Linked DNA regions of Homo sapiens: all the other regions are linked to region 4. A link is a loop called in an ENCODE intact Hi-C map of the cell type or tissue named here. Cell type or tissue: PC-3. All regions are shown on one strand.

Region 1 (8,000 bases), 170 kb before region 4:
AGTAGGGGTGGGGAGAACATTGAGCTGCCCCTTTTATTTCCACATCGTTCTCATCATCCTGGGTAAACTGCTATGCTGACTACTCCCTCTAGACGATTTTGATTTTGGAATTTGTGTCTGACAAAATGACTGCATAAAAAGCAGGGGAAAATAGGTAATTTTCTGTACCCAAGCATAACTCTTGATGAAGAAAAAGGCTTATATCAGAGCAGGCAGGATGAGCTCAAATTTAGAATAATAGTGTTTACCAAGTAAAATCATAGTTAAAATTTTTCTCCCAGGCAAGTTTTATCTTAAAAGCATTGATAGAGGCACAATGTTCTAGGAAAGACAACACCAAAAAGATGTTGAAACCTTGTTTTGGGGAACTTGTTTGTTCCAAGTATGTCACCTTCAAATTTCTTCTTAAAATATCTTTAGCAAAGTGTTTTCAATCATTTTATTTGTGATTGTGCAGCCTCTCCTCCTAGACTGTCAACCCTCAGGGACAGAAATCAAACTTTCTCCTGTTTTTCTTTCTTTGTAATCTTCGTGAAGCTGATGACTTGCATAGCAAGTTCTGTGTTTAAAGATGTTAGAAATATGCAGGCTTTCTTAGCTCTAAATAAGAAAGATTCTTCAATGGTAGTCCAGGTATTCTCAGGGAATAGGTTAGACACATTTGGGAGTTGCATGAACCCTTTCAGAAAACAAATACATTGGATATTACCCAAGAAATGAAATTAATCTTAATGGTTTGAAAGAGCTGGAGGCAGGGATTATACAATGAACAAATCTTTCTTTATATAATCTGGTGGAGGATTTCTTAGCATTTTGTGCACATAAGGTCTAAAATAAAAACCCATCCTAAAAAGTAATTGCATAAACTAAGAGCAACTTTAGCTGTATTTCATCAAAATTAGTAGCATGGGGGAACCATGCCCACAGTGCTCTGTAAAAAGCTGCCTATGTTTTTTCTGAATGGGAAAAATAGGGTCATGTTGGCATAGTGGCTGGCAAGAGCAGATGATCAGTCAATGAAGGTCAATCAATTGATCAATCAGTCAGTCAATTGAATGGAACAACAAACTGATCATGGGCTTCCCTTGTGGAAAAATCTCTGATGGTCTCTAAGAGCCTACAGGACAAAGCCCAATTCCACAGCAGGGTGGTACTGGCCCTGAACAGTCACTTCTCAACCTACCTATTTTCAGTCTCATCTCCCTATCTGTAAGCCACTTTGGGATATCCGTTCAATATCCTCAGATTTTCTTGAATTCTGTCTCTCAGTCTTTCCTTTTCCTTGACTATCCTTTCTCCCCACCTCATCCTTCTCTGCCGTTCTCTGCTGGTTAACAGTCTACTCATTCTCAAAGGTCCAATATAAATAAACACTACTCCAAGGAGACTTTCTGTGCTGTCCTAACACTTTCTACATCAGACCACTTTAAGCATTCTGTATTTTTACCACTCTCATTTGTGAACTCTGACGGGTTTCAGGGAAGGATTATTATCTCTTTTATTTATTTTTTATTTTTTGTACGACAGAGTCTGGCCATGTGGCCCAGGCTGGCCTCGAACTCCTGTCCTCAAGCAATCCCCCTGCCTCAACCTCCCAAAATGTTGGGATTACAGGCATGAGCCATCATGCCCAGCCAGAAGGAGTACTTCTTACTTATCTTTGCATCCTAGTACTTTGCATATACGGTAGTTGGAAATTAATGGGCATTTAATGTATTTCCTGTTATTGATGAAAAATTGAGTCAAGCATGGTTGAACTCACTGGCATAAAACCTGTGGCAAACATATAAAGAGAAATAACAAGACTTCTTTATCACTCTGTTCTTCCACTCCTGGAGTCCTAAGTTTATAAATGAGGCAAGTCAGAACAGCTCAAGGTTGCACAGCTAATAAGTAGTAGAATCTTGGCGTTATATCAAGTATCCAAATGCCAACTCAGTGTGCTTTCCATGGTTCTGTCTCTTACAAATGAAAAGGCATAAAGGCCACTTCACGTGGACATGTCATCATCCCCACGTGGTACCACTTAATGGTTTTCCAAGTTACTCTGTGGATAAATGTAAATTGTGGTATCCTCTTCTTTCTTCTTTCTCATAACTGGGTAAGTTAATATCCCAGGGGAATTATTTTGGCATGTGGAAGAACTATTAAAAGAAGTTTCATTTGGCAAACCTCAGTAGCGATGCAGAGGACTGTTTCAGAGGTTTTGCTTTACAAGCTTCATGCACTTCTAATGGCCACTTTTCAAGAGATTGGCTGGCTGACCGGGGCTGGGTGAATCAATGACTCCCTTGTATCTGCAGAAATGCAATAGCTTCTCTTGACTTAGAACACATTTATGTCAGGGGTTCATATTTAAGTTCCATTGTGTTTTCTCTATTAATTTAAAAGGAAACTGTACAAATAAATGTATCTATGTTTTAAAATGTTTGATGGCGCAGATGTAACACAAGATGTCACTTTTTTTTTATCTATTTGAGTGACTAGCTTCATTTTCCAGTGTCAGTTTCACTACAGTGAAGATTGTGTATCTTCTTTAGGCATGTGTAACTTGGTAAAAGTCCAGCTTCATAGCTTGTCATGAATTTTGGCGTATTCAATTCTCTAGTTGCTTTCTGAGGATTTTTCTAAGTGACTTTTTCAAAAAGGCACACAGTTAACATAAACAAAGATTTCACTGTCTTCCTTAGAAGCATAAATTTTGTGCACCGTATGGTTTATCACTTCAAGACTCCCATCCTGAAAATCCATCATATTATCCTATGACTATTCTAGGCTCTGTTATCATTTAGTTAACAATTATTGGTAGTTTATTTTTGGAATGCTTTACGTATAATATTTTGGTTTTGATTAAAAAAATTTCATTATGGTAAATTCCAAATGTGTTCAAAAGTTGAAACAATAAACCAACATGTATTCATCTCCTAGCTTCAAAGATTATCAACTCATGGCCAGTCTTGTTTCCTCTGTACTCTGACACACCACTTGCCTCCTCTCTGAATTATTTGGAAGCAAATTTCAGACATCCCATCACATTATATCATCTGTGAATATCAGAGAAATATGTGTGCATCATATGTGTGCTTATGTATGTTTTAAAAAAAACAAGTACTTCCCTTTTTAACTAAGCACAATACCAATAACTACCCGTCAAAGAGCAATTTCACAATATTGTCAAACAGCTTGTCAGTATTCAGACCTCCCTCATTGTACATACATGTCTTGTATAGTTTGATTGTTCATACATAGCCTCTGATGAATGAGTCATTGAAGTCTCCTTTTATTTACAGGCTCTCACACTCCTCCCCACCTCCACCCCTTCTCTCATAAACTGGGTTGTTTGTCCTGCAGAGTTTCCCACAATGTGGATTTGCTAATTGCATCCCATGGTGTCATTGAACAGATCTGCTCCTTTCTCTCTTGTACTTCCTGTGAAATGGTATTTAATGTCTAAAAGCTTGATTAGATTTCAGTTTGTTTTCTTCCCAAGAATTCTTCATAGATAGTACTGTATACATCCATCTGGAGATAAATAATATCTGGTTGACTCTCTGTATGATGTTAGCTACATTGATAATTATTGCCTGGATTTATTAATCTACTAGAGTTTGCAAAATGATGATATCTTATCATTCCATCATTATTTATCAGGTGGAATAGTTCTACAAAGAGACACTTCTCTCAACAACTATTTGATTATTTGAGATAAAACTGATATTGGAAAGACAGGATAAATTCTTGATTCTTTCCCTTTAATTATTAGTTTTCAAAATAAGCGGGTTCCCTGATGTCTTTAAACACAACCAAACACTTAACATACTTGATATGTTTTAATCCAGTGCATTATAATTATTGATGCTCAAAGTGCCCTATAGTTAGCCCATAAACTTTATTTAATTTATAAACTGAGTCCTTTTGATATGATCCTAGTAATATTCAATAGATTGTTTGATATCTGGTTTGAAAAAATGTTCTGGCCGGGCACAGTGGCTCACGCCTGTAATCCCAACACTTTGGGAGGCTGAGGCGGGCAGATCATGAGGTCAAGAGATCGAGACCATCCTGGCTAATAAGTGAAACCCTGTCTCTACTAAAAATACAAAAAATTAGCCATGCACGGTGGCACATGCCTGTAGTCCCAGCTACTCGGGAGGCTGAGGCAGGAGAATCGCTTGAACCTGGGAGGCAGAGGTTGCAGTGAGCTGAGATTGTGCCACTACACTCCAGCCTGGGCAACAGAGCGAGACTCCATATCAAAAAAAGAAGAAGAAGAAGAAAGAAAAGAAAAGATGTTCCAAGCCCTGACTCCTTTCAGTTAGATGTGATACATAGAGAACACAATCTGGGATCTATGAGTGTGCATTGTTATTGGATTGATCATTGTTTCTAAGTCTTTCAGCAAGCAGAACTGGGAAATATGTTTTTTTTAAAGATACAATATATCAGGGGTTGATACTGACACTCCCACTTTAAATTTAGCAATTAATCAATCCTATATTTTTACCTTTTGTCTCCCACACCAAAAATCTCAGTATTCAAAAATAGAAATATAATTACTAATTTACCCTGTCTCACATTATACATACAATAACAGAACAACACCACAAACAATCCCACCAACAATATGATTACTAGAAGAAGTTTTTAAATTATTCTATTATTATTAGTTATTCTTATTTTACTTAAAGTATGGCCTACTAGAATTATTCAAAGAAAAGTCACTAAGTATTGTTTTCTGTCTGGTTATGCCATGAACCAGATTCTTAGTTCATTGTTTAATATTATATATAACTGTATTAGTCCTTTTGCATTGCTATAAAAGAATCCCTGAAACTGGGTAATTTATAAAGAAAAGAGGTTTATTTTGGCTTGTGGTTCTGCAGTCCAAAGCATAGTATCAGCCTCTGATCCTGGTGGAAGCTTCCAATCATGACAAAAGGAAAAGAGAGAGTAAGCATATCACATGGCAAGACAGGGAGGAAAAGAGAGAAGGGGAAGGTCCCAGGCTCTTTAAACCAGCAGTTTTTGCATGAACTAACTGAGCATGAAATCACTCATCACTAAGGGGATGGCACTAAGGCATTCATGACGGATCTGCCCCCGTGATCCAATACCACCCACTATGCTCCACCTCCATCACTGGGGTTCACATTTCAACATGAGATTTGTAGAGGACACACACCCAAACCATGTAATTCCATTCCTGCCTCCCACCCCACATCTCATGTCCTCACATCACAAAATACAATATTCCCTTTCCAATAGTCTCCCAAAGTCTTAACTCATTCCAAGTATCAACTTAAAAGTCCAAAATCCAAAATCTTACCTGAGACTCAAGGCAAGTTCCTTTCACCTATGAGCCCGTAAAATCAAAACATGTTATTTCCAAGATACAGTTGTGGTACAGGCACTGGATAAACATTCCCATTCAAAAAGGGAGAAATCAGCCAAAAGAAAGGAGCAAGTTCAAAACCCAGACAAGTCCAAAACCCAGCAGGGCAGACATTAAACTTTAAAGCTCCAAAATAATCCTTTTCCCTGAAATATTTTATGAAAAAATAAAGAAAGAAAAGAAAATGTATATGAAAAAAAAACCCAAAACAAAATAATCTATGACTCCATGTCCCTCATCCAGGGCACACTGGTGCAAGGAGTGGGCTCTCAAGGCCTTGGGCAGTCTGCCCCTGTGGCCGCTCTTGTGGACTGGAGTTGAGTGCCAACAGCCTTTCAGGTACAGGGTGCAAGCTACCAGTGGCTCTACCATTCTTGGGACTGGCAGGCAGTGGCCCCCCACAAAGCTCCACTAGGCAGTGCCCTGGTGAGGACTCTGTGTGGGAGCTCCAACCTCACATTTCCCCTCAGCACTGCCCTAGTGAGTCTTTCTGCCCTTGTGGCAGGCTTCTGCCTGGGCTTTCTGATGCATCCTCTGAAATCTACAAGGAAGCTGTCCAGCCTCCTTCAGGCTTGCATTCTGTGTGCCTGCAGACTTGACACCACGTGGAAGCTGCCAACTCTTATGGCTTGGGCCCTCTGAAGCACCAGCTTAAGCTATATCTGGGGTCCTTGAGTGAAGGCTGAAAGCAGAGCTGCTGGGATGCAGTGAACAGTGTCTCCAGGCTGAGCAGAGCAGCCGGGACCAGGCCTGGCCCCTGAAACCATTCTTTCCTCTTAGGTCTCTGGGCCTGTGATGAGAAGGGCTGTCTCTAAGGTCTCTGAAATGCCTTCCAGGCTTTTCCCCATTGTCTTGGATATTAGCACTTGGCTCCCTTTTAGTTATGCCAATCTCTCTAGCAAGTGGTTATTCCACAGCCTGCTGGAATTTCTTCCCTGAAAATGCTGTTTCCTTCTCTATCATGTGGCCAGGTTGTGACTTTTCTAAATTTTTACACTTTGCTTCCCTTTTAAATATAAGTTCCAAATTTAAGTCATTTCCTTGCCCCCATATTTGATGGTAGGCTGTTAGATGCAGCCAGATCACCTCTTGAATGCTTTGCTGCTTAGACATTTCTTCTGTCAGGTACCCCAGGTCATCACTTGTAAGTTGGAACTTCCACAGATCCCTAGGGCATGGACACAATGCAGCCAAATTATTTGCTAAGGTGTAACATGGGTGACCTTTGCTCCAGTTCCCAATAAGTTTCTTGCTTCCACCTGAGACCTGTCAGCCTGGCCTTCACTGTCCATATCACTATCATCATTTTGGTCACGACCACTTAACACGTCTCTAAGAAGATTAACATTCTTTCATCTTCCTGTCTTCTTCTGAACCCTCCAAACTCTTCCAACCTCTGCCTGTTACCCAGTTCCAAGCTGCCTTCACATTTTCAGGTATCTTATAGCAACACCCCACTCCTTGGTACCAATTTTCTGTGTCAGTAAGTTTGCATTGCTATAAAGGAATACCTGAGGCTGGATACTTTTATAAAGAAAAGAGGTTTGTTTGGGCTCACAGTTCTGCAGGCTTCACAGGAAGTATGGTGCTGGCATCTGCTTGTGGTGAGGCCTCAGCAAGCTTATGATCATGGCAGATGGTGAAGAGGGAGCTGACATATCACATGGCAAAGGAGGAAGCAAGAGAGAGAAAAGGAAGAGGTCCCAGACTCTTAAATGACCAGATCTTGTGTGAACTGACTGAGCGAGAACAGGAGAACCCACTTATCACCAAGGGGATGGCACCAAGCCATTCATGAGAGATCCACCCCCATGACCCAATAACCTCCCACTAGGCCCCAGCTCCAACATTAGTGATCACATTTCAACGTGAGATTTGGAGGGGACAAACCGTCCAAACTATATCATTTACTTTGAGGATTTACATTTTTGCTTTGATTGAGCTAAATTTAGTGTAATAGTATATAAAATATCTGCATGATTCCAAAGCATATTTAAGAAATTTAGTATTCATCTCTGTCTCCTCCAACTGTTTCTTCCCTCCTCCTATAGGTAACCATTTCAACTGTTTTATTTTATTTGTATTGGTTTGTTCCATTGTTGTTTTTTAAATATAAGAAAACACTGTTGACACAGCTTTATTTTTATGTCAAATATAAATATATGTCCTTGACATTTTATTTGCTCTCTCTCTCTCTCTCTCTGGTGTATCTTTTGATATTTAGAAAGTTGTGAATTAAAAAATTTAGTTATCTCTTACTTTAGTCTTTATTGTCACTGTTGGCAAATTCTGAACAAAAAAATTTCCCTTAATTTTTGTGGCAGTTGTATTAGTAGTTACTAATTATTTTAGGATTAGTGCAGATTTTTGCAAAATAATCTATCAATCCTTTTAAGACTATCCATATAGCCACCTGTAAGCAGCATACCTTTTCTTTCTAATGAGACAAGTGTTTATTAACAGCAGGAATAAAACCAACAGAAACAGAAAAGCCATCTGGTTACTTGGATCTCCATATTATTGAGGATTAAGGAAGAGTTAGCAGACTTAAAGTAAGAGCTACCGGATTTGAAAAAAACAGTACTAAATTATTTTCTCTAGCATCCTA
Region 2 (8,000 bases), 120 kb before region 4:
GAACCAGCCCATGTCAAAACCAGAGCAAGTCAAAACTCCCATACTGATCAGTACTGTGATCCTGCCTGTGAATAGGCACTACACTCCAGCCTGAGCAACATAGCCAGACCTAATTCTCTCTTTTTTTTTTTCTTTTGAGGTGGCGTTTCGCTCTTGTGGCCCAGGCTGGAGTGCAATGGTGCAATCTTGGCTCACTGCAACCTCTGTCTCCTGGGTTCAAGCGATTCTCCTGCCTCAGCCTCCCAAGTAGCTGTGATTACAGGCGTGCACCACCACACCCAGCTAATTTTTGTATTCTTAGTAGAGACAGGGTTTTGCCATGTTGGCCAGGTTGATCTGGAACTCCTGACCTCAGGTGATCTGACCGCCTCAGTCTCCCAAAGTGCTAGGATTACAGGCGTGGGCCCCTGCACCCGGTCTGGACCCTATCTCTTAAAAAATTTTTAAGAAGCATCTATAAGCTCCGTCCTAACTGTTTCTGTTGTTTCCAGCAAGAGACAAGATCATCAGCTGAGAGTGACAGAACCAATATTAAGTAGAATAACATCTCTGTCCTCGCAGGATCCCTGTTAGACACATGAAGCAAACCTGCAAATAGACTTCCTGTGGAATAGAAAGTGCTGTGGGCTGAGGTAGAGGTAAGTGCAGGATCGCATGGGAGGCCCACTAAAACCAGGGTAGGCACTCTGGGCAAAGCCCCCAGCAGCAATGACCCTGGAGTTGAGGCAATGAGAGTTGGCTGAGTGTGGGTGTGGTGTTCCTGGAAGAGAGACCTGCTGAGGCTGAGAGAATGCAACACTTCCAAAACTCAGTCTGTCTTCCGGAGTAATGTTTCCCACTAAAGCGAGAGAAGCCAGGGCTGCCACTCAGGGGGATGCAGTTTCCGTGCTGCAGAAGGTACCAGCAGAAGAGAAGCCGGGGCTGGAGTCCAGCACATGGACATTAGGCTGATCTGCATCCAAGAGGCAGCATACACCCACCCCAAATGGGGCACATGTTTCTAATTCATTCACCCAGAGGGGAGCCCTTTGCTTTTTCTAATTGGCATATAAAGTTGCCTGATAGGCCAGGAGAACCCAGTTACGTGTCATTAGCCCTTCAGTATACTTTGGGTTATTTCCTCTAAGAGATGCAAACAGTTGTACTGAGTACTGTATAAAAGAAAGACTTTCTTAAGCCAGTTTAACCTAGGTAGTGTAGGTCGGAAGTGAGCCTGCTCAGTCTTGGGCTCAGTGTTTAGTGTAGCTGGGAGCTGGGCTCTGAACTGGAAATTGGAAGCCTACCTGGCTCCTGTAGCACTGGAGGCCATGCCAGCTTCTCTTTGTCCCTGCCTGGTCCATGGCCCTGAGGTTGGGAAGTTGAGAGCCAGAGGTTTGCAGTATGAGGTATTTCAGGGTATTTCAGGCTCAAAGCAGCAATGCAAAATCATCAATTCTCCACTTGACCTTTGCGGTGTCCCTCAGACCTGGTAATGGACACAGGAAGAGGAAGCTGAGCAGCCACCAGACTGGATGACTTAAGAGGACCTGCATTGCATTATAAACTCCACAGCGTCAGGAACCAGGGAGTTGGCAGGTGGTAGATGCTCAATAAATGTCTGTTAAGTGAATGTGTGAGTGAATGAATGAATGAATGGTGGAGCAGATAGCAAATGGTCTCCAAAGAGAAGGTCAGAACATCCACAGGATACAGTAAGAGGGAAGAGTGTAGGGTTGGGGATGGGGGACAAAGAACTCCTACTCATGGTGGGAAGTTTAAGGTTCCAAAAATTCTGCAGGATTGTTTTATTGTTGTTATCATCACCTGCACATCTTCCCTCAGGGGAGTATTTCTTAGAAAGCAATTCTTATACTGATAACCAGCAAATAATTAAGTTGTTTAGAGCTTGAAAAATTTGTTCTCTGACTAATTAAACTTTATGTATCTAGCTGTTCACTGAACATTATTCTAACATTGCACTATGAATATTGCCACGTTATGGACCTTAGGTTCCATTAGATTGGCATTAGTACCACTCAGGAACATTTTATGATGTGTGCTGATAAACTCCCAAGACAAATGAACCTGAGACATGTGTGAGCATCCCATAAAACAAACCCTGTTGGACTTTGATTTTGAATGTTTTGTGATCACAACTAAAATGGTAACATAACACCCTTTTGCCCAGAACATAAAACTTGACAAACAGCCTACGGGAATGCCATCCATTTATCGGCATGTGATGCGCTGGAAAAACGTAACTATAATATATACAGTGTGGCAGTTGAACATAAGTAGGTTTTATAGCTGCAGCTGTGACACATCCTTCAGCTGAAATCCTGGGACAATTCTGAGAACTTCAAATGTCAGTTTGTCAGTGTCATTTAAGAAAGGGTCTTTGAGAATTTACATTTATTTAGAGAACTGATAGTCACCAGATAATATATGAGTAATAATTCTTTAAAAAAATAAACAGGCTGGGCACTGTGGCTCATGCTTGTAATCCCAGCACTTTGGGAGGCCGACGTGGGCAGATCACGAGGTCAAGAGATCAAGACCTTCTTGGCCAACATGGTGAAACCCAGTCTCTATTAAAAATTAGCTGGGCATGGTGGTGTGCGCCTGTAGTCCCAGCTACTTGGGAGGCTGAGGCAGGAGAATCACTTGAACCTGGGGGGCAGAGGTTGCAGTGAGCCGAGATCAGCCGCTAGGTGGCTGAGTGAGACTCCATCTCAAAAAAAAAAAAAAAAAAAAGAAAACAAAAGAAAATAAACAAAATGTGCTGTGCACTTTCAAATGTCAAGCATATACTGTAAAATAAAATAATATCTATACAACATATGTACAAATGTCACATACTTTCAGAGCACATTGAGAGGACAAGCTGTTTTCCTATCCCTTCTGTTAGAGCTGGCTAATATGCATGTCATTTTAGCAACTTTCTTCTGCACTCAAGCATTTCCTGGGCCCTTGGAAGGCTGCCCAAATACCCTTACCTGTCCGCCAGCCCAGCCCAACACTCCCTCGAGGCAAAAAGACTCAATTGTTGTATTTTAACCTGTCAAATTTCCTGTCCTGGGTTATTTTTAAACAATTGAGGGCGGGTGCAGGTGCAGTGGCTTATGGCTGTAATCCAAGTGTTTTGAGAGGCCAAGGGAGGAGGATTGGTTGTGGCCAAAAGCTTGAGACTCTTCTGAATTACATAGTCAGATCCTATCTCTACAAAAAAATTACAAAATAGCTGGGCATGGTGGTGCATGCTTGTAGTCCCAGCTACTAGGGAGGCTAAGCCGAGAGGATACCTTGAACCCAGGAGTTCAAGGCTGCAGTGAGCTATTATTGTGCCACTGCATTACAGCCTAGGCAACAGAGCAAGATCCTGTCTCTAAAATAATAATAATAATTTTTAAAGGATGAGATGGCTACTATCATATTGGTTACCAAGGAATTTTGAATAATTGAATAACATTGTACTTTATAAAATATAATGAGGAGTCACCAGAAATATTTGTTATATTTCCAGCTAAGGGTTTGAAATCAAAGAAGCTTCCTTGGCATGGGCTATCACCTTGAGAGTTGCAGTGTGACTGTCAGATGGTGGACAGTGCCCTGGACATCCCTTGGCAGCATGGAGGGGTGGGGCAGAGTGGCGGGCCTGCAATCTTTGCCCATACGTCACCCACATCTATGTCTCTGAAATCTACACAGTAGCTATACATTTCCTGAGAGCAACATTTATTTTTCGGATGTCAGAACTGTAGTTTAAAAAAATAGATTTTTGGATGTATAAATCATAATTTGGTAGTTAGAGTTGGCCAGAATCTTGCCTTCCTATTAAAAACAAAAGTCAATTCTGAAATACAAGCCTAACATAAAAATGTACAACACTGTGTAAACATGGTGTACTGAAATCTGGGTAAGTGGATCTCTTGGCTGCCTGCAAAGCACAGAAACTTCTCTCTGAATCATCCAGTGCCTCAGAAATGTGTGTGCTGTAGACAAGCCAGAGTCATTTGGGGCAGCTGGCATTTTAAAACTTGAACGGGAAAAGCTGTAGCTACCACGAGCCAATCTCCCACAAAGGGGTAAGCAGAACTGAGGATGGAAAGGTATCGCCAGTGAGAATGAAGGGGGAAGAGAAGGAACACAGATTGAGTGCTTAGTGCTCAGAGGCTTTAAATACCTTATCTCATTTCTCTCCGATGATAACACTACAGGCTAAGTTTTATTATTCCTAATTTACAGTTTAGAAAACTTTGGCTCTGAAAAGTTGAATGAGTTGCCCAAAGTTATTCTCGTAGCTGAACTGAGCACCTAGGTTTGAAGATTTCTCTTATTAACGACTCCAGAGTGTAGTCCATTAGGCCATCCCATGTCGACAGAGAAGAGGAATCTCTGCACATTTGGGGTTAGCGAGCACTTCCTCAGGACCAAGCTTTGTGTTAGACAGCAGAATTTAAATGAGAGATAAGGCTCAGTTCCTGAGGAGGCCAAGAGATTGCAGCAACAGTTCTTCATCCCAGCCAGAAACCTCCGAATCAGTCCCATCCTTCTTCCTATAGCTATAACCATCGTCCAAAGACATCTGAAGTCATAGACTTAGATGACTGTGTAGTCATAGACTTAGCTGCCATGGAGTCAGTGCTTAATTTGTGCCAAGTGTTAGGTTCTTTAGAGAACCCAAAGGAAATAAGGACAAATATATCCAAAAATTGAACCACAGGGCATTTTGGAATTTACTACAGTATAATCGGAAACATGTTTTTATTTTCTAATGAGAGAGTTTGGTAAATTTCCTCATGCCTGAATATACAGCATGTAGACAATGAACATCTTCAACTGATCTACACCGCTAGGACATAACTTCCTGCCCAGCACGGAGCTTGGGAAAGCCATACCCCCAAAGGAGGCACCATGGAGAGCTTTTTATCTACCTACTACAGAGAAAAGAAAACAGCTTCTGGAGTTACCATGGATATGGCCCAATCTCTGTTTTGGATAGCAGATTAGGTTGATAACAGATATACTGAGCACAATTATCAATGATTTCTGGAGTTTTCTGCTGGCTACCCTTCAAACTCTGATTTCAAGGGGAAAAATAATTTCACCTTTTCAATTGTGTTTATTCAACCAGGCTAGGCAAAGGGATTAGGAGGCAACTTGATATTTACATTCTAACTGCTCATTGTGTTAACAGTCCCCCCATTGTGTTCTGGAGCTACTGCAACTGCTTACTTTCTAATCAATGTTTTTCCTCTAGGACTGTTTTCTCTTCCTATCTACTGAGAAATGATATTGGTTTCTCTCAAGAAGATTCTGTTACCACAAAGTCATCAAAGGCAAGCCAAAGTTGTACTTTTACGAAGCCTTTAAAAATATTTTGATGATGTTTCAAAAGACTGAAGAGATGAGGTTGAGAAAGTGAAGTAAATATAAGATTGAAACATTAACAGAAACACTTGTGCCTGTGAGAAGGAGAGCTTTGCCAGACAGGGCCTCAACACCAGTGAATATTCCTTCTATTAGCTGAAGAAGGTCCTTATCATAAGACCTCCACCTCCTAGCCTGCTTGGTTAACTGAGATGTCATTAATCCACCCAATAAATGGTCACCAAGAGTGTCAGCAACCAACTTTCCTGTAGACAATGAGAAATGCCGGGGAGGAACAGGCTCCTTAAATATCCAGCCTTTCTGTGGGAGCCATGTCCTCTCCTTCCCAGGACCCCACCTGGCACAGACGCTACCTGGCAGTCCTCCTGAGCAGCTGCTCGGCCACCTGACAGCTGAGGGCTTAACCAGCGACCATTTGTTTCCACTACATCCCGAGGTAACAAGGATAGCAATGCCCAAGGGCTCAGTGCCAACACAGAAACAACACAGAAAGAGAACTGCCAATTTGTCAGAAACTGAAGGCCTCCCTGGAACTCTTGAACTCTGTCGGCATCTCCTGAGTGGCACTGAGCCCATTCTGCTTTGTTATTTGAATTATTTGTTGAGTTGATAAATTCTTGTCTTATCCCACCCCAGCTTGTGGGTATGGTACCCCTTGCTGAACAACTACTTATTAACTTTTTTCCTTATGCCAGTCCCTCTACTGGGCTAGTGACAGAGGAATGAGAAATAGTCCTTGTCCTGAAGATATTCCAGTTGATGAAACAGATGCTATAAGCCAGCAAACAATACAATATGATGGCAATTGGGGTGAGTATGAAGTGCTTAGAATCACGGAGGAGGACGAGAATAATTGTTCATTGAATTTCATGGAAGCTTGAGCAATGATGGGAGGTTGCTGTCCCACTGGGTGTGTAACGATGACTTTCCTGGGATAACAGGCAGGCCAACTATGCCTTAATTTGAATGCTAGGTATATCATAGATCAGTCAGAGTTCTCCAGAGAAACAGAACCAATAAGGTATCTACTGAGAGATTTATTATAAGGTATTTGCTCACACAATTATTGAGGCTGAGAAGTCCCACGATTGGCAAGCTGGAGACCCAGAAAAGCTGGTGGGGTAGGCCTGAGGAGGTTGAAGGCCTGAGAGCCAGAGAGCCAATGGTGTAGATTCTAGTCTGGCCTAAAGGACTGAGAACCAGGAGTACCGAGGGTAAGAGATCAGTGTCCCAGCTCGAGCAGTCAGGCAGCATGAACTCACCTGCTCCACCTTTTTGCTCTGTTCTGGCCCTCAGTGGATTAGATCATGCCCACACACACTGGCAAAGACAATTCATTTCCTTGATCTACCCATTCAGATGCTAATTTCTTCTGGAAACAGCCCCACAGACACAACCAGAAATAATGTTTAACCAAATATCTGGCCATCTCATGATCCACTCAACTTGACACATAAAATTAGCCATCTTACTAGGAAAGCTCAAGTTTTTACCTTAACATTGCCACTGTGTGATATTAAAATAACATACAGTGGCGAACAGGCTTGAAGAAATCCCCTCGCACATGAAGCCAGTTAGACCTGGAAAGTGACCTTAACCTTGCTTGATTTGCAAACACAATTACAACTTAACATGGGCTATTTCTTATAACGCCCATCTCAGAGAAAAGTGAAACTGAAGCTCAACCAATTGGAAGCCACCAACTAACCTATAATTATCTAACTTGGGGTTTCCCAATGAGATAGACCAAACAAGGCAACTATACATATGTAATCAATCAAATACTTTCTTTGGCTTACTTCTGTGTTCACCCTATAAAAACCTTCTCCCTATTCCTTCAGTGGGGCCCTAACTACTTTATGTTTGGTGCTGCCTGATTCGTGAATCAATGTTTGCTCAAATAAACTCTTAAAAATTTTATTGTGACTCACTTTATCTTTTAACAGTGACCTTGCATTACATTCAACGTCTCGCCTCTGCTCTCTTCCATAATGGAAGCACTGGACACAGTAATCCTCTGATCCCTCCTAGCTAAAAATGTTATGCTTTCATCAAACATTTGTATTTGTCTGATATGTACAAATAATGTGGACAATTGTGCGGCTGTAGTGGGTGCCTCTGCTCTGAAAGGGTCACAGGTCTTGCTGTAAGATAGGAACTGCACTGAACACTTTGCTTACATGAAACACCTTTAATTCTCGAAGGATCCTACAGGAAAGGCACTGTTACTATAATCTTCTATTTTCAAATGAAGACAGGAGACCTGAAAAGGTCAGCTCACTTGCCCAAGGTCACACAGCCACGGAGGAGCAGAGCTGAGAACAGAGCCCGTCGGCCCTGAGGCCTGTTATTGACCATTACTTTATATGGCTTCCCCAGGTTCACCGTAACTAACCATGGATGGGCACTGTTAGTCCCCTGCAAAGATGTGGCCCAATAGGAAGCTTCACTCTAAAACACCCATAAGGAGAAAGTAGGAAGACTATTAGCTGATAGGGTTGCCTGGAAATATTTTATAGGAGCTGGAATAAAACCTAAAGAAAATATGGAATCAGAGATAAAAAGAGTGTTGGAGTGCATGAAGTAGAAATACCAGGAGAGAGAACTGGTGGAGCAGGCCTAGAACTGAA
Region 3 (8,000 bases), 59 kb before region 4:
CCCAAAGGAAGTTCCAGATTCAAACTTTCTTTTAGAGTAGGAGGCCAGTGAATGCTCCATTGAGTAGAACTTGATTTTATAATTTACCAAATCTTCTTTGTTTTCAGTGCCAGATGCTCAGAGCCAAATCTGACTCGACCATAGCAGCCATTATGAAGTCATTGTGCTTATCTTATGGAAACTCTCTTTCTTTGGTCTTGATTATTTATTTCTCTTTTATTAACCTTTTAATGCATGTCTTTGTTTTGTTCTTCCTCATTTTATTTAAAGAGGCAGAGCATATATTTTAAAATAAATTACTCAAAGGACTTTATTTGGGCCAAGTGCAGTGGCTCATGCCTGTAATCCTAACACTTTGGGAAGCTGCGATGGGAGGACTGCTTAAGGCTAGGAGTTAAGACCAGCCTGGTCAACATAGTGAGAGCCCGATCTCTACAAAAAATTTAAAAATTAGCCAGTAATCCCAGCTATACAGGAGACTGAGGCAGGAGGATGGCTTGAACCCAGGACTTTGAAGCTGCAGAGAGCTATGATGGCACCACTGCACTTTAGCCTGGGTGACAGAGCAAGACCCTGACCCCGCCCCCCCCCACAAAAAAAAGCAAAAAAAAGCAAAAAAAAAAAAAACTTTCCTTGTATAAATTGAGGTCTATACTACTTCTAGTCATTGTGCCACTGGGATGGAATTAGATGCTGGAATTGTCACCCTGTGGTGCATTCTGCCTTTCTTAGGACCAAAATTCACCAGGGCCACAGTGCTCACTTTCCTACCATTTTGAGTCTCATTTGTGAAACCGAAACCATGTAAGAACCAACTTGCTCATTTTGGGCAAATACCCAGGAAATAACATCATTAACATTAAAACATTCTGTATTAAATTACTACATTACAGACAACCCCATAATGAGTACAACAAAAAGTCCAAAGTAATGCGCTGGCTATTATGCCATTTCTTCCCTTATTCCTAATGATCTCAACAAATTGCCAAATCCTTAGAAACCCTCTGTAGAGTTGCCTCCACACTAAGCATCACTCAAGAAAGTAACAACAATTTTAAGTCTTTACAGAAAAGACAACATTTGTGGTTAGAACAACTTATCACTAATTTAAGGCCAATGTAAGCCAGAATTGTAACACTCCTATCATTTCAGCAGTACTAAACTACTAAAACAAAAAGTTCTGACTTGGAATTGTGTATCTCAGTAGGGGGCCATGGATTTCAGACCCCATTCTAAAGCTGAATTAGGTCTCACCGTTATAGTCTCTCTGCTTCCCTCTTTAGGTATGTGTTACCTAGGAACCCAGAGGCACGTTAACGGTCCCCAAGCAGATGGGCTTTCCCTTTATGTGCTCCTCTCCACTTGGGCAGGAAAAGCACAGCTGCATGGAACAATTTTGTGTAGAAGATCTCCTATATACATCCGCAGCTGCTCATCTGCCCTTCAGCGGGGAGCTGGAACCTGGAAGCAGCAGGCTTCCTAGCCTATTAAGGACTAAATGCTCCTATTTGGATTCCTATGTCTTTGGTCCCATAGATGTGCTTCTTAGCAATCCTCACTATCTTCAGGAACATGTCCCTTCATCCACTTCCTAGTGGACTTTCAGTAACCTTCTGTATTAATCAGGGGTAGGATAACCATTGTGACAAACATCCCCTAAATCTCATCTTCTCAGTAGACTACAGGTGCTTATTTATCACTCAAGGTGAAGGTTAATGTGCATTAATGTGCAGTGGGGTCTAGGGGGTAGGTTGGGTTGGGTCTGGCGGGGCTGTTTCTCAGACTCCTCCCATCTTCCGCTGACTTCTAGGTTCTTTTTTTTTTTTTTTTTTTTTTTTTTGACCAAGTCTTGCTCTGTCTCCATTCCCCAGGCTGGAGTGCAGTGGCGCAATCTCGGATCTCGGCTCACTGCAACCTCCGCCTCCCAGGTTCAAGCGATTCTCCTGCCTCAGCCTCCCGAGTAGCTGGGATTACAGGCGTACACCACCAAGCCTGGCTAATTTTTGTATTTTTAGTAGAGGCAGGGTTTCGCCATGTTCCCAGGCTGGTCTAGAACTCCTGACCTCAGGTGATCCACCCGCCTTGGCATCCCAAAGTGCTGGGATTACAGGCTTGAGCCACCACGCCCGGCCTCTAAAATCTTTTAAAAGGGGTGGTGGAGAACGAAATGGGAAAACGTTGGAGAAAGAAAGGGACATGGCCAATAACATAATGAAAAATATTACCTTAGGAAACCACGTAGTAGACCACAAAAAGACTAAAAGGAAAACGAAAACAGGAGAAGTGGACACACAGGATTTTCCAACAGAGATTTGGGTGGGCCTGCAGTTGAGGGAGTTTTCACTTCTCTAAGCAACGAAGCCAAATCCTAACACTCTTCTTTAGGGATATAATAAGCCAAGAAGCCCTCACTGAGCAGGAGTTTCAAGTAGATCTCTTTAATGACCCCTTGCAACACTGAGATTCTGCGACCAACAGGATGGAAGTTGAGAAGAGAGAAAAAGTTAAGTTACTGCATAAAACAAGTCCCAAATTAAAAGGCTATAGAAAAATATTCAAATAAATACATAGACCTTTAACAGAAAGAATGTGAATTAAGAGAAGGATAACAACAGATAGGAATTAATAGGAACTGGAGATTAAGAGACTCCAAATGTTTGCAAGTCATAGAAGGAAAAAAAAAAGTGTGTGTGTGTCAAGGAGGAGTCGGGTGGCTTATAGAAGCCCATGCTATAAATATCAAGACTTCGCTGGAGGTCTCACCTTTGTGCCCTTTCCAGCATGTCTCTTCTTGCTCAAGAGCCACATCTGTTATCCCTACATACTGTCCAGGGATCAGGTTTCCAGCCAAAGACACACAACACTTATTCAGGAACAGATGCAGTAATATTTCAATTTGTTTGCTTAAAGTTTTTGTGTTTTTATTCACTTGCTAGCACTTCTTTTAGACACTATTTAACGTAAACAGAAGTTTTGTACATTTCTTACATACCCTGAAGAGGTTTCATTCTATAAATTTCTTCTCCATAATATAGTTCCAATTTCAGGAAACTTTACTTTTCTAAGAGATTTGTCTGCACTCAACCATAGTACAGTAAAGCGTTGCACTTTGTGACTAACCATGTTCCAGAGAATGTCTTTGGACACGGTTTTTATTTTTTGCAATTTCCACAACTTTATTATTTTTATCTAAACTTAATTTTTAAGGTATATTTTTAAATTTAGCATAGGTCTGGCCCATGGCCCATTTATTTACATCAATAAATCAAGTTGAAGTCATCAACTGTGGTTTAATTAAACAATTAATTTAATTAATCTAATCAAGTTTTATTTTCTATAATAAAAAGCAATTTAAACTCTACATATTGGTGAAGAGTTTGAAAATTGCTTGAGTTTTTATTAGATAACGATACAGATTTTTTTGTAAAAAAGATAACAGATTTTTTGTTAAAACAGCAGAGGTATTTACTCTAAAATACTCCACTGGTTTAAAAAAAAAAAAAGAATTTCCATGAACCTGATACGTTTAAAGTTGACTCGCAATGACTTCTTTCTTTCTTTTTTTCCAGAAGTTCTATTGCCTTCATATTTTCAAGGCTCTGGATGGATCCAAAAAATTAAACTAAAACTGAAGGCAAATCTTAAATTTCTTTAGTAATACGCAAAATATGAATTAAAACACATGAACTCTTCTGAAAGGAATCGACCCATTTAAAATGCCAAAGAAGCTACTGGAAACACAGAATTCATTTCTGGCTCATTAACGTTGTTGATAGGAGCAACAACATGCTTATTGCCGAGAGCGGTCTCTGCCAGTGGCTCTGAATGCTCCCCCTGGACAAGAAAAGCCATCTGGGGAGGGACTTTCCTAAGAGACCTGTGGTCCCTACACAAACTTGAATTCCTTTTGGCTTGTTATTTAGGATTCAGAAGCCAAAAAAGAATGCCAGGAACTACATATTCCCCAACACCAAACCACCACCAACAACCATAACAAGAAACAACAGCAGCATAACCATATGAAAAACAGGGGCAACAAAGGGAACTAAAAGACAAAGAGGAACTGGCAAAACCCCAGTTGAAAACAGCTGAGATGACCCAATTCCCCCATGCTATCTCTCCAAGACAGGTGCTCCTTATGCCCATCTCTGTACCAGATGCACAGGGAAACACAGGCACAGGTGTGAATGATGTAGGAATCTTACCCATCAATTGTGGAAGGAAATGACATGTTTTGTGAAATTCCTTTGGAGTAGTAAAAAATATAAAGCAGTGAAATTCCCACTTTATAGGAAATTCCTCTTACGCAAAAATTGCCCCTAAGAACAAACACTAGTCAAGAAAATGTAGGAGTACTTGTCAAGAATGAGAAGACCTGAGATTTTATCATTTTTCCTTCACTGAAGAATTTGATTCAGGAATTCCTGACCTGCATCTGGTGTTGGTTTCTGGCTTGTGTTTAACCTTTGGGTGTGTTCAGCGAGGAATGTCTGCTAATCATGTTTAGCCCAATAAAATCTGGCAGCTTAAAAATGTTGACGCTATTTTAGAACTATGGACTTCAAAAGAGTAAAGATTTTGTATAAATTCAAGCTGTCGTGAAGGAGAAATGGTGTCACTGCCCAACAGGCCAGCAATCTAGGGCTGCAGATGTCTCCCTCTGTCTGCTGTAGAGGAAGATATATGATGAAGAGCTAAGGAAGATAGATGCAAATTGATTTTAGAGAAAGTCTGCCTGCTGTTTCATTCATTCATTCACTCATCCATTCTTTTACCCCTTCATTCATGAGATGTTTGTTAATGTCCACTATATGTCAACCCTCTGCTCAGACACAATGCTGAAGAGTGAGGAGAAGAGAAAGAAAAAAAAAGGAGGAGGAAAGGGAAGAGAATGAGAAGAACAAGAATAGGATAAACCCAAAATGTCAGCAGACAAATAATTATTGAGTATTTATTATATGGCAAGTACTATGCTGAGTACACTATCTACTTTCTATAAGGTGCACTATCTCATGGAAGCTTCTCAACTCCTTGATGTAAATACTGTTATTTATTCCCACTTTTTAGATGAGAAAAATGAGATTCACTTAGAACAAGTAATTACTCCTGGTCAACTGAGTCATTAAGTAGCTAACATTTTCTAGAAACGAAGCCGCTCTGATTGGCAACACCTTATTACAAGAAAGGGCATGGTCTCTGCAAACAATGGCCAGGGTTGAAATTGTGGATCTGCCACTTACTGGCTATGTGACCTTGGGAAAGATAACCTGCTTCTGCCCCAATTTCCTACGTGGATGTTAAGATTAGGTGCGTTATTATATGTAAAATAATCGGAATTACACTTGGCTTATAGGATGTACTACGATGTGCTTTTTATTATTCCAAAGCCCAGGCTCGTAACTATCACTTTCCTGTCCTCAGGGAGCTTAGAGTTTGAGGATCAATCGAGACCAGTGGACAGCACATTACAACACAGCGTGCTAGGGCTCAGACAGGCTAAGAGCAGGTTGCTAAGGAAGCGTGCCCTTAGAATCTGTGTCCAGACTTGAGGATTCAGGGAATCTTCCTAGAAGAAGTGACATCTAAGCAGGAAGACCTGGAGGATGAGGAAGAGGAGTGAGCTAGTTGAGAGTTCTGAGAGTTGGGATGTGTGCTCAGGGAAACTAATTGTTTCTGAGAAATACAAATTAGAAAAAAAATTAATTCAGAGAAGTACTGCAAGTCCTCATTAATGTTTTTCTGACTATTGAAGCAGGAAATAGTGTACTTGACAAATCTGGTATAAATAATATTTACAAATATATGCTAATGGAATCTGGAATTAGCATTTCAAGCATCAATAATTTTAAAAGGACTTTTGATCACTGTGAATTGATATTCAACACTGTTAGTCTGAACGGTTACATTTCAGAATATACTTTTCAGAATATAACTTACGCATTCTTTTCCTGTTACTTCTTGTCCTTTTTTCTTCTTCTGTTTCTGTTTTCTCTGCACCCCGACTCCGGCTTGCTTTCAGGGACAGAATTCATATCAGGAATAAGTGCCTACTGTGAAACTCTTGGTCATCTCAGCGTGTCTGACAGCCTCAGTGTTGCCCCACTGGGGAGAAAAGGCAGCTTAAGTAATGGGAAGCAAGGAGAAAAGTATATTCAGAAAAAATAGCCCTGACCAGGCACGGTAGCTCGTGCCTGTAATCCCAGCACTTTGGGAGACCAAGGTGGATGGATCACCTGAGGCCAGGAGTTCAAGACCAGCCTGACCAACATGGTGAAACCCCATCTTTACTAAAAATACAAAAATTAGCTGGGCGTGGTGGCGCACACCTGTAGTCCCAGCTACTTGGGAGGCTGAGGCAGAAGAATCGCTTGAACCCAGGAGGTGGAGGTTGCAGTGAGCCAAGATCGCACCATTGTGCTCCAGCCTGGGCAATAGAGTCAGATTCTGTCTCAAAAGAAGAAAAGAAAAATATAGCCATGTGTAGGTTTTCTCTAGCGCACTCTGATGCTTGTAAGTCTTACTCACTCAGCACTCTTGCCTGCTCTACATGCTAGAGGCTGCTCTTCGCACTCATTATTTTATTACTTTCTGTAAAAATGTCTTAATATTCAGAATGTAGTATTTTCATCCAAAAAATTAATAATATGATTTTGATCAAGGCTGTTGTAAGCTCCAAACTGATCCTCAATATAAAAACCAAGGCATGTGAAACCCACGTTTCACCTCTTACCAAGACAGGCTGTAGTACTTGATCACTTAATCCAGGGTTATGCAACCCACACAAGAGCAAAGTGAGAAAGAGATTGCTTTTGTTAGCACTTGCTAGGAATTCCCAGTTTATAAAAAGAAAGATGTTGCTATCCTCCCCTGCAACAGCAGAAGGCAATTGCTAAGAAGGCAATCACTAAACATTTCCATTATAAAATTTCAACCCCACAAAATGCACTTTTAAGTTAAATTTCACTTTTTTCTGTAAAAAAGACACGTACTTAAAAAAAAAAATTCCTCAAGGAAAGAGTATCTGTTGTGACTACTCATTTATTTTTTTTTTGTAAGTTTTATTTGACCAGTTCCCATATGCTCTTGCTTTGTCATTTGTGGCTAACACAGGGAGGTCAGGAGGGCACAACTTCATGTTCAGGGAGATGCCCCTGCTGTCTGTGAGCTCTTTTGAGTGTAATGATGGTAATAATAGCTTTCACCTCTACTTTCTGTGATTTCTAAACAAGAAAGTCTTGTTTGCAAAGTCCAGACAGGATCCCTGCTTCATTTTCTCAACTTGCCTTTGCTGATTAGAAAACAAACTTATCCAGGCCGGGTGTGGTGGTTCACGCCTGTAATCCCAGCACTTTGGGAAGCCTAGGTGGGCAGATCACGAGGTCAGGAGTTAGCCTGGCCAACATGGTGAAACCCCGTCTCTATTAAAAATACAAAAATTAGGCGGGCTCGGTGGCGGGCACCTGTAATCTCAGCTACTCGGGAAGCTGAGGCAGGAGAATTGCTTGAACCCAGGAGGCGGAGGTTGCAGTGAGCCAAGATCATGCCACTGCGCTCCAGCCTGGGTGACAGAGCAAGACTCCATCTCAGGGGAAAAAAAAGAAAGCAAACTCACCCAAATCCCCTTTCTCTTAGTGGAACCTAATAATACATGCACAAAAATCACAGTATAATTTAGTGAGCTATATTTAAAAACTGGTTATATCCTAGTTGACTGAATTTTTTCCATAAGAAAACCTAGAAATGTCTTACATTATAAATATGAAAATGTTCTAGGCCACATATACACTTGTTTTAGCCTTATTTTCACTTGTAAGTTACTATGCACTGAAACTGTGTTCTTGATATTTCTATCCTATTAATTCATAGAGATACCAGCAGTGAGGATAACAGGAGGATAACTGACGAGGGTAGATAATTGGATGATTCTTCCCTTTAGAACTACTGTCCGTGTACTTCATAAGCAGCAAGTCACAGCCAAAATCCACTGGAGCACTGAGAAC
Region 4 (8,000 bases):
AGTAATACAACTTCTGTTGGAGGGAGAGGACAATTCCTATTTCTGCTCTGTCACCTGCTAGCCATGAGACTACGTATATGTTTGGTCTTTACCTGATCCCTCCTTTTTGGGGCATCACTCTGAGAGCCTTTATACAGGTACTGCCCTCAGGCCATGTGGTTTGGATTGGGCAAACCCAGCCCTTCTGTCTCAGAGCTTATCACATGACCCAGACCTGGCCTGGCCTATGGCCTGGGTTCAGGAATGGGTATGAGACCCAAGCTAGGCCACTTCCCTGGGACCTGTGCCATATCTTCGTAACAAGAACTTTTTCTTTCTTTGTAAATACAGTGGATCCCTGGGGCTGCAGGTGGCCACCTTGTGACTACACAGCCTGTCTGATATATCTGGAAGCCAAGGGGAAATAAGGCTGAGATATTGGGGAGGCTCCTAAGAGCATTATTGGAGCCTCTGTTGTAAAGCATGTCTGAAGCAAATACCGCCGCCACCTCTTCTTTTGCTGCTTAAGCTAGTGTGAGTTGCATTCTCATTACTTGCAACCACAAGAATAATACCAATAGCTAGCACTTACGTGACACTTTTAGGTGCCACTGTATTGTTCTAAGCACCTGACTCATCTAGTCCTCACAACAGCCCTATGAGGTAGGTCCCATTTTTGCCATCCTCTTACCATCCTCTCCACTTTGCATAGGGGAAACAGAAGCCCAGAGATGTTAGCTTGCCCAAGGTCACAGACCTAAAAAGAGATATAGGTGGGATTCAATCCAGGTAGTCTGGCACCAGAGTCTAGGGACTTAACTACTCCAGGATGCCTCTTAATCCTCTAGACTAATACTGTGAACCTGGACAAGTAACTTAACATCTCTGAGCCTCCAATGTAAGGAGTAAATGATACAATACTTATCATGGTGGATCCTCAGTAAATAGTTATGATTGCAATATTTGTAATTATTTCACAACTTCATGCCATCAGAATTCCTTCTGAGTGGTGCTTGGTAGGTGGGAATAAATGAGTTTATGTTTACAAACAGCTTTGAGGATTTGGAATGAAAGTTGGATACTAAGAATTATGATAGTTTGTTCCCTAAAAACAAGTAACACTTTTGTTCCTTTATACAAAGAAATAATGAATCATAGTTTGGACCTGATGACTTGATTGTGTCTCTCTCTTTCACCATCATATGTAGGATTAAATGATCACTTGAGGCTTGGCTGTTTTTAAAAAATTCTCTAGAAGTGACTGAAAAGAGGCCTAAGATGATGAGATACTTGAGAAAGAATTATTACACCCTTTACCACAGTGCTTCAAATAATTTAAAATCTTTTGTTCTGAATTTATTTCAATGGCCAATGGTATAAAATGGTACATTTCCTAAATTATATGAATACCTGTTATCTACAGATCCCAAATCTGATCCAAATGAAATATAAATCAAAAGGTAATTTGGTAACAATTTACCTAGGCAACTTCAGACATTTAGAGTCTACTTCTTTCATAATTTTTTTTATTTCTGCACCTGCCCCATTCTTTTGAATCTATTATCTTCTACAGACACAGGACAAACTAGCTACTTCCCTCTCCTTTTCTGGTTTTCACCTCCAGGTCCCCTGGCAAAGAGGAATGTGCTCAATGCTGGGGCATTCCTGAGGAGAGTCATTTGGCTGCAGTCATTGAATGGAAAAACTACCGTAATTACTTCCCTAACTATAAAACTACAGTACTAGGGGGTGGGGAGGATACTATATGCAGCTCTCCACTCATTGATTGATTGATTGATTTACACGTTAAACATGAGTTTATACATTATACATTTCTTGAGAGCACATATGGCAGACACTATTATGGACTCTGGGGATACAAATGCAGTGAAATAACGTTACCAAGTTTATTCACATGCTTCCTTTTTGTATTTCCCAATATCATATTATTCCGACTCACTCAGAGGTTAAATTGCTTTAGTATGGATTCCCCAAAGGAAGGGATTACAAACAGACAAAAGTAGTCTATGATCTCTTGGCTAGCAGGTGCCAGAGCAGTGATCAGAATTGTCCTCTCCCTGCAACAGAAGTTTTATTACTACAGCAACTGTCTAATTTCACCTTACACTCCTGTCTTCAAAACCATTCCAACTGGCTACATTGCACAACTCCATGGGCACAATTTACACATCATCACATAATCAAGTTTTGAGGCCCATTGGCATGCTGTCCTATGATTTTTGAGTTCTCATACATTTTGAGAAAGCCACAGTAAGGTATCAGTCCTGTACTTCCATTTTCTAGTGTCAGTCCTATAGTTTCATTTTGTAGTAACTACAGTACTGTAGTTACATTTTACAGAGGTAGAAACAGAGGATTAAGTGGGAGAGGGCTCCTTCATTCATGAAGTGGTTATTTAAGCCTACTATGTAGCAGAAGCTATACTGAGTGTGCCTGTAGCCTGCTCAGACCCCACCCATAAATGCCTCATCTGGAATGCCGGTGCTGTGAGAGGAGATGTCCTCTTCAGGACCATGCCAATGTCCTGACCTGGTGACACTGAGACATTCAGGCTTTCCAATACTTTTTTGAGCCGAACGATAATCAGTAATAACTAGGTACATCCCTGAATAATGTTTCAACTGACAAACATCCATTTTCTGATTATCTACCTAATTCTGCCTAGTTTCAAAATATGACTTATGTTAACACAGTCATGACCTTTTCTGTAGAAATATTTATAGTCTTTGGAGTGTACTAAAAAATATTTACTGGCTGACTAATGGTGACTAGAATTTCTTGAATTCCCCTGGAATCTCCTCTAATAGGTATTGCTAACAAAGTAGAAGGTAAAATAACAATTTCATGTATGCATAGCATAATAAAAAGAACTTATGTTTGTTTAGCATTATGTACACAGCAGTTTTACAACTTATCCTTTTCAAATCGTGGCCAACAACTTTGTGTGATAGGTATTACCATCTCATTTTACAGATGAGAAAAATCAGGTCCCAGAGAGATTAAGTAACTGCTCACAGTCAAACATAGCACAACTCCTATATCTGTCTTGCTCCAAACCCTGCCTTTCACCATTTTAACCACCCCTTGTATAAGCTTACTTTCAAATTATACTTTTGACATCTTCAGATCCAGGTGACTCAGTTCAGGTCATGTATGTCTTCTTGAATGATGCAGTCAGCCACATTTGAGGCCTGAGTTAGCCGATGTGGATTTGAAGCTTCCTATTCTTATCACAAAAATCCCAGGTTTGTTTGATTTATCAACTTTGTCAGGCAGTTACCCCCTCCTTATTCAGGGCCATGTGGAGGCACAACTGCAAAATGGGCAGGTGCATTCTTTCCCTGTGCATCACTTCATCTCACCCTCTGCAAGAACCTCTTCCCTTTCCAGATCTTGGAAATCTTTACCATCTGTGTCCTGATTATGCCTTTTTTCAGTGCTTCCAGGTGAGCCCTGCCTCCCTGAGGCTTCACCAAATCCTGCTCTAGTAAATACTGTTAATGTGTTGGCTTCTATTCCTGCTACCTGAAATCTCCAAGGTATCAACTTAGGGACTTTCTCCCTCATGGTATGTGATCTTGGGGCCTGTCTTATCATTAACAGCAGGGAAGGCAGTCCCTGAAGACCACATCTCTTAAGACTCAGTGACTGCCAAGTGGAGGCTTAACCACAGCCAATCTGATGCAATTCTGGTACCCTGTTTCCTGAGAAGAGGGAAGCAAGGATAGAAGAAAAAGTTAAAATTTGTTAATTTTGTAAGAAGCACCCTGGCAAGATTGTGTTCTCATTCCTGCTCCAAGAGTTGTCTTTCAGTTTTGATCTTCAATCCTGTGCTGTTTCTCAGATCTTTGTAAAACATTGTTCTTTGTTTTGGTTAATCAGAATTGTTTCTTTGGTTTCCAATCCAAGAATGATCATAATAAACCTTCCCTCTTTGTTGGCAGACCTGCATACTGCATGTCCCAAAGCCTCTCACTGTCTTCTACTTCCTTCACTGTCTCCTACTGTGCTCACCCCATCACTTGCCAGGTCAGGTGGTCTGTCCCTCCCCAGGTGAACCAGAACAAAGCAGGCAGCTGATCTGTAATCACGAGCTAGTGACAGAGAGGGGATTGTCAGGGTCCTTTCCCGAGCTTCCCCTCCAAGACACCTGTGTAATTCTTTAAGCTAAACGTCTTTTCAATAGCTATTTAAATTCCATTTATCTCATCTTGGACTTTGTCTTAGGATTCAATTTGGGACTTAGCATGTGACCATTTATAGTTGGTTTTCTTCTGCCTCAGACTCTAGTGTACACTCTTCTCCCAAAAAGGTTGGGAGGCCTAGGAGATGTAGGTCAGAAGAGCTGAGTGAAGACCAGGTGGTGCAGAGCCCAGGAGGATGCCTAAAAGCATAAGCTGATTCTGGTGCTACCTTGTTTGACACCATCAGTGGATTCCCCATCTGAACTCTTGGATAAAGTTTAAACTCCTCACAAGGCATTCAGATGCACCAGGGCCTGGCCTCTGCCTGTCTCCAGCTTTGTCTCCAGGGTTTTCTCCCTTACACTTTACTCTCTAGCAAAGCTAAACTAAAAGGGTTTCCCTGTACATACTTCACTGTCTTTTTTTCCCTGTGCCTTGTTTCCATCTGTTACCTGCCTCTGGAATGCCCTTCCTTACATAGCCTCAGCCACACACACCTACTTGTGAGCTAGCCAAGTGTCATTCATCTTTTAAGAGCATCTCTAACATAACCTCCTGGGGAAGTGTGTTATTTGATGACCTCCTACACCAATCTCTTCCCCGCTTGCAGAGACCCAGTTAGTCTGTGCTTTCATGTTCCTATTCATCTTCATATTCTTGGTGCTTGGCATTGTAGGTATGAGTGATAATTGTAAGTTCTTGGGGTAGATGCGTGGGTGGATGGATAGATGGATGGATACATGGAAGAGTGAATGAATGAATGAATAAAGCCTTTATGTAATTGTAAAAACATGGTATTGCAGGAAATATTCCATATTGTAAGTACTTTTTGACTAAAACTTTATGCTATGGCTGGTCTGTTCCTTTCCTCTACCCTGCCTGGGTCTATTAGTAGTGATTCATTTCCAATCAATAATGATTCAATTTATCTGTAGAAGTCACTTAAGTAATTCAGTTATGTCTACCACATAAATAACACAAGTCTTGACCTGGCTGGCTGGCTCTCGTGGTGACATAATCTACTTAACCCAATTACCAAATTGATCAAAGATCCCAAAACAGTTAATGAAGAAAAATAAGCCCTGATTTCTCTTTAAAAATAGATACTAAGAAAGCAATAGGAAAATCAGAGTAGTCTAGAAATTCTGTGTCATCATGAGAGCACCCAGAAAATAAATTTAACTCAAGTAGTGCCAATACATTTTGAAAAATATTTCAGAGTAGCAGATCAAGATTTACCAACTGACTTGATGATGAAAGATTTACACACTACCTTTTAAAATATTTGTCTCATTATTTTCTCTTTATATAAAATAAATGCAACTTTGTATTCATTCCCTCTAATTTAAACCAGTCTTTCCAGAGGACTTGAGGGCACTGATAATGTATGTAAGATGAAGGGTTTTTTGTTTGTTTTGTTTGTTGGTCTCTTCTTTGAGACAGGGTCTTGCTCTATCTCCCTGGTTAGAGAGCAGTGGTGCGATCATGGCTCATTGCAGCCTCAACCTCCCAGGCTCAAGCAATCTCCCCACTTCAGCCTCCTGTGTGGCTGGGACTAAGGGTACACACCACCACACCAGCTAATTTTTAAATTTTTTGTAGAGATGGGGTCTCCATATGTTGCCCAGGCTGGTCTTAAACTCTTGGGCTCAAGCGATCCTCCTGTGTCTTGCCTCGCAAAGTGCTGGGATTATAAACGTGAGCCACCCCACCCTGCCAGGTGGAGTTCTGAAAGCAGAATTCGCATGTTCTCTTTGGTAGGTAAGAATTGTGCCTTCATTTCCTGCAAGATAGGGCCAGTGACTATGTTCCCTCAACCCTTCTTGCTAAGAGAATGTCAGTCAGCATCTGCAAGGACTCATGAGGCTGCAGCTGTTTTCCTGTTCTGGTATGAAATTATCCTAGCAGCAATTTTGCCAGATAAGCAGCCAAGGCCACAAGAAGCACTTTTCCTTTGTCCATGTTAAAGTTTTGCATAAATGTTTTGTTTTCTTGCCTTTCCTGATGGGTTTAAATGGAATATCTCCATATTTCGTAGTCCATGCAACTGGTGGCACTTGGGGGCCAGTGTTTGTGAGGCCTCCCCAGGTAGGTTTCATCACATAAATTGAATGTGACTTATCTCTCAGCAAAGGTTGTGAAAAACCTTTGGAATCCTGGGTCCAGATTCTTTACTCTTGAGGGTTGAACTCAAATCGTACTTCTGGAAGGGCTGAGACAGAGGACAGCTGACAAGGGAGAGTGAAAGACAGAGAAGGGAACCAACATCTGAACATCTAGCATATGCTTAGTACTGGGATAGGTGTCTTAAAGATGTGATCTCATTTTAACTTCCCATCAACTCTTTGAGGAGATATTACTGGTCTCTGTTTTTCAAATTAGGAAATGGAAAAAGAGAGAAATTAAGGTGACACAGCCAGTAAATAGTAAATCATAATCAAGCTCAAACTCAACTCTGTCTTACTCTCTTTTGTCTACCACTCTGCTTCCAGTTTATTTAGAAAGTGCAATCTTTGTGCACTTGTGATTACATATTTCACTATTCTCTAATGCCTTATTTATATGTATCCACTGACAAATTTACAAGGCAGAATGAAAAACTGAATTATCCTTCAACACATTGTAAGAGTAGTTGATGACAATAATTATACACACACACACATATATTAAGAAACAATAATTCTGCCTTAGTAATTTTGAACTACCTTAGTATAGTGCCTTAAGAATACATGTGACTCCCTTCCTTATTATTTTCATCATCATCATTACATGCTAGTGATTATTTACCCTCTAGTGTACTAAATAGGTTTATGTAAAGCTACCATAAAGAAACATAAATCAAATCCTACTTGTTTCTTTACATTTTACTAGAGGAATATATTTTGAATCTCATCAAACCTTTCATAAAAGAGAAATATAATAATTAAGGACCTAAATTCAGGAGCCAGATTTCCTGGGTTTGAATACTGGCTTTGCCACCTCCTAGCCTGCGTAGGACGTGGGTAGCCTTGGGAAGTTACTACAGCCAGTTTCTTCAACTGTAACATGGAGCTGCCAGCAGTGATACTTATCTCACCTCAAAGGCTGCTGTGAGCCTCTCATGAGTTGATGTTCTGATGTCTTAAACAGAACCAGGGACATGGTAAATGTTCAATACATGTAGGCTGTTTTATTTCTTTTGCATGTGAAAAAAACAGGTCTACAGTTCAGTGACTTTCTTGGGGTGTCATGTTGGTGGCAGAGTGGGTACTGACATCCAAGTCTCTCGATTCCCAGTTCAGTGCTGGGCACTGTATGACATCCAGAGTAGGACAGCACAGGAAACTGTAAGTTTCCCTCTATCTTTGCCCTTACTCCAAATAAACTGAAAATGCTGTCTACATGTCCACTCTCCAGTGTTGGGCAAGTTTCAAGCTTAGCTTCTCCAGGGCCACCATTTACTCCACTGCCTGGCCAGCTGTCACAGCCCTGTGCTGTCATCCCCTAGCACACTGGATTCCAGCATTGTTTGGAATGCCAAAAATGTTAACAGACTCTATCAAGTCTGAATTTTGAAATTCAGAAACTCTCAAATTTGAATCCTTTTTCATAACTCATTTGACCGCAAGACCTGTTCAGGCCTGAACTTTTTCAGTGACAAAACATCTGAACTGACATGAGGCTATTTATAATTTGTATTTGACCCTCATAGTGTGAGGGACACTGCCCCACATCCTGGGGCAGCGGGATACATATCAGTCAGGGTCTTGGCAGAAAGAGATGGGGCACTCAGCCCAGGTGAATAAAGAGAGTTTATTAAAGGGACTATTTATAAAG

What was found. A loop is a pair of places that touch in the nucleus more often than their neighbours do. Peaks named below come from ENCODE experiments on the same cell type or tissue, not always from the same donor. Only the 100,000 strongest peaks of a DNase experiment are listed, where the experiment ranks them.
Region 1: a loop joins it to region 4, with 5 times the contacts of the local background. A loop is called at or near these places in 19 of 110 quality-filtered maps.
Region 2: a loop joins it to region 4, with 7 times the contacts of the local background. A loop is called at or near these places in 2 of 110 quality-filtered maps.
Region 3: it touches region 4 in a loop (5-fold over the local background); 9 of 110 quality-filtered maps call a loop at or near these places.

The regions. Positions count from the first base shown.
Region 1 is chr18:6,544,423-6,552,422 of GRCh38, forward strand. The region is part of intron 2 of LINC01387 (long intergenic non-protein coding RNA 1387); the gene reads left to right. Among named protein-coding and RNA genes, the nearest start is that of LINC01387, 37 kb to the left of the region's middle. In PC-3, no CTCF peak of the experiment used is centred here; no DNase peak of the experiment used is centred here.
Region 2 is chr18:6,601,720-6,609,719 of GRCh38, forward strand. The region is part of intron 2 of LOC107985176 (a long non-coding RNA gene); the gene reads right to left. It also overlaps the pseudogene RN7SL282P. Among named protein-coding and RNA genes, the nearest start is that of LINC01387, 94 kb to the left of the region's middle. RefSeq lists an enhancer at 3,828-4,640. In PC-3, no CTCF peak of the experiment used is centred here; a DNase peak (open chromatin) is centred at 3,032; H3K27ac peaks cover 2,054 bases.
Region 3 is chr18:6,657,735-6,665,734 of GRCh38, forward strand. No RefSeq gene overlaps it. Among named protein-coding and RNA genes, the nearest start is that of ARHGAP28, 68 kb to the right of the region's middle. In PC-3, no CTCF peak of the experiment used is centred here; no DNase peak of the experiment used is centred here.
Region 4 is chr18:6,716,832-6,724,831 of GRCh38, forward strand. No RefSeq gene overlaps it. Among named protein-coding and RNA genes, the nearest start is that of ARHGAP28, 8.9 kb to the right of the region's middle. In PC-3, no CTCF peak of the experiment used is centred here; DNase peaks (open chromatin) are centred at 1,630, 2,500, 3,020 and 3,320; H3K4me3 peaks cover 1,685 bases; H3K27ac peaks cover 3,169 bases.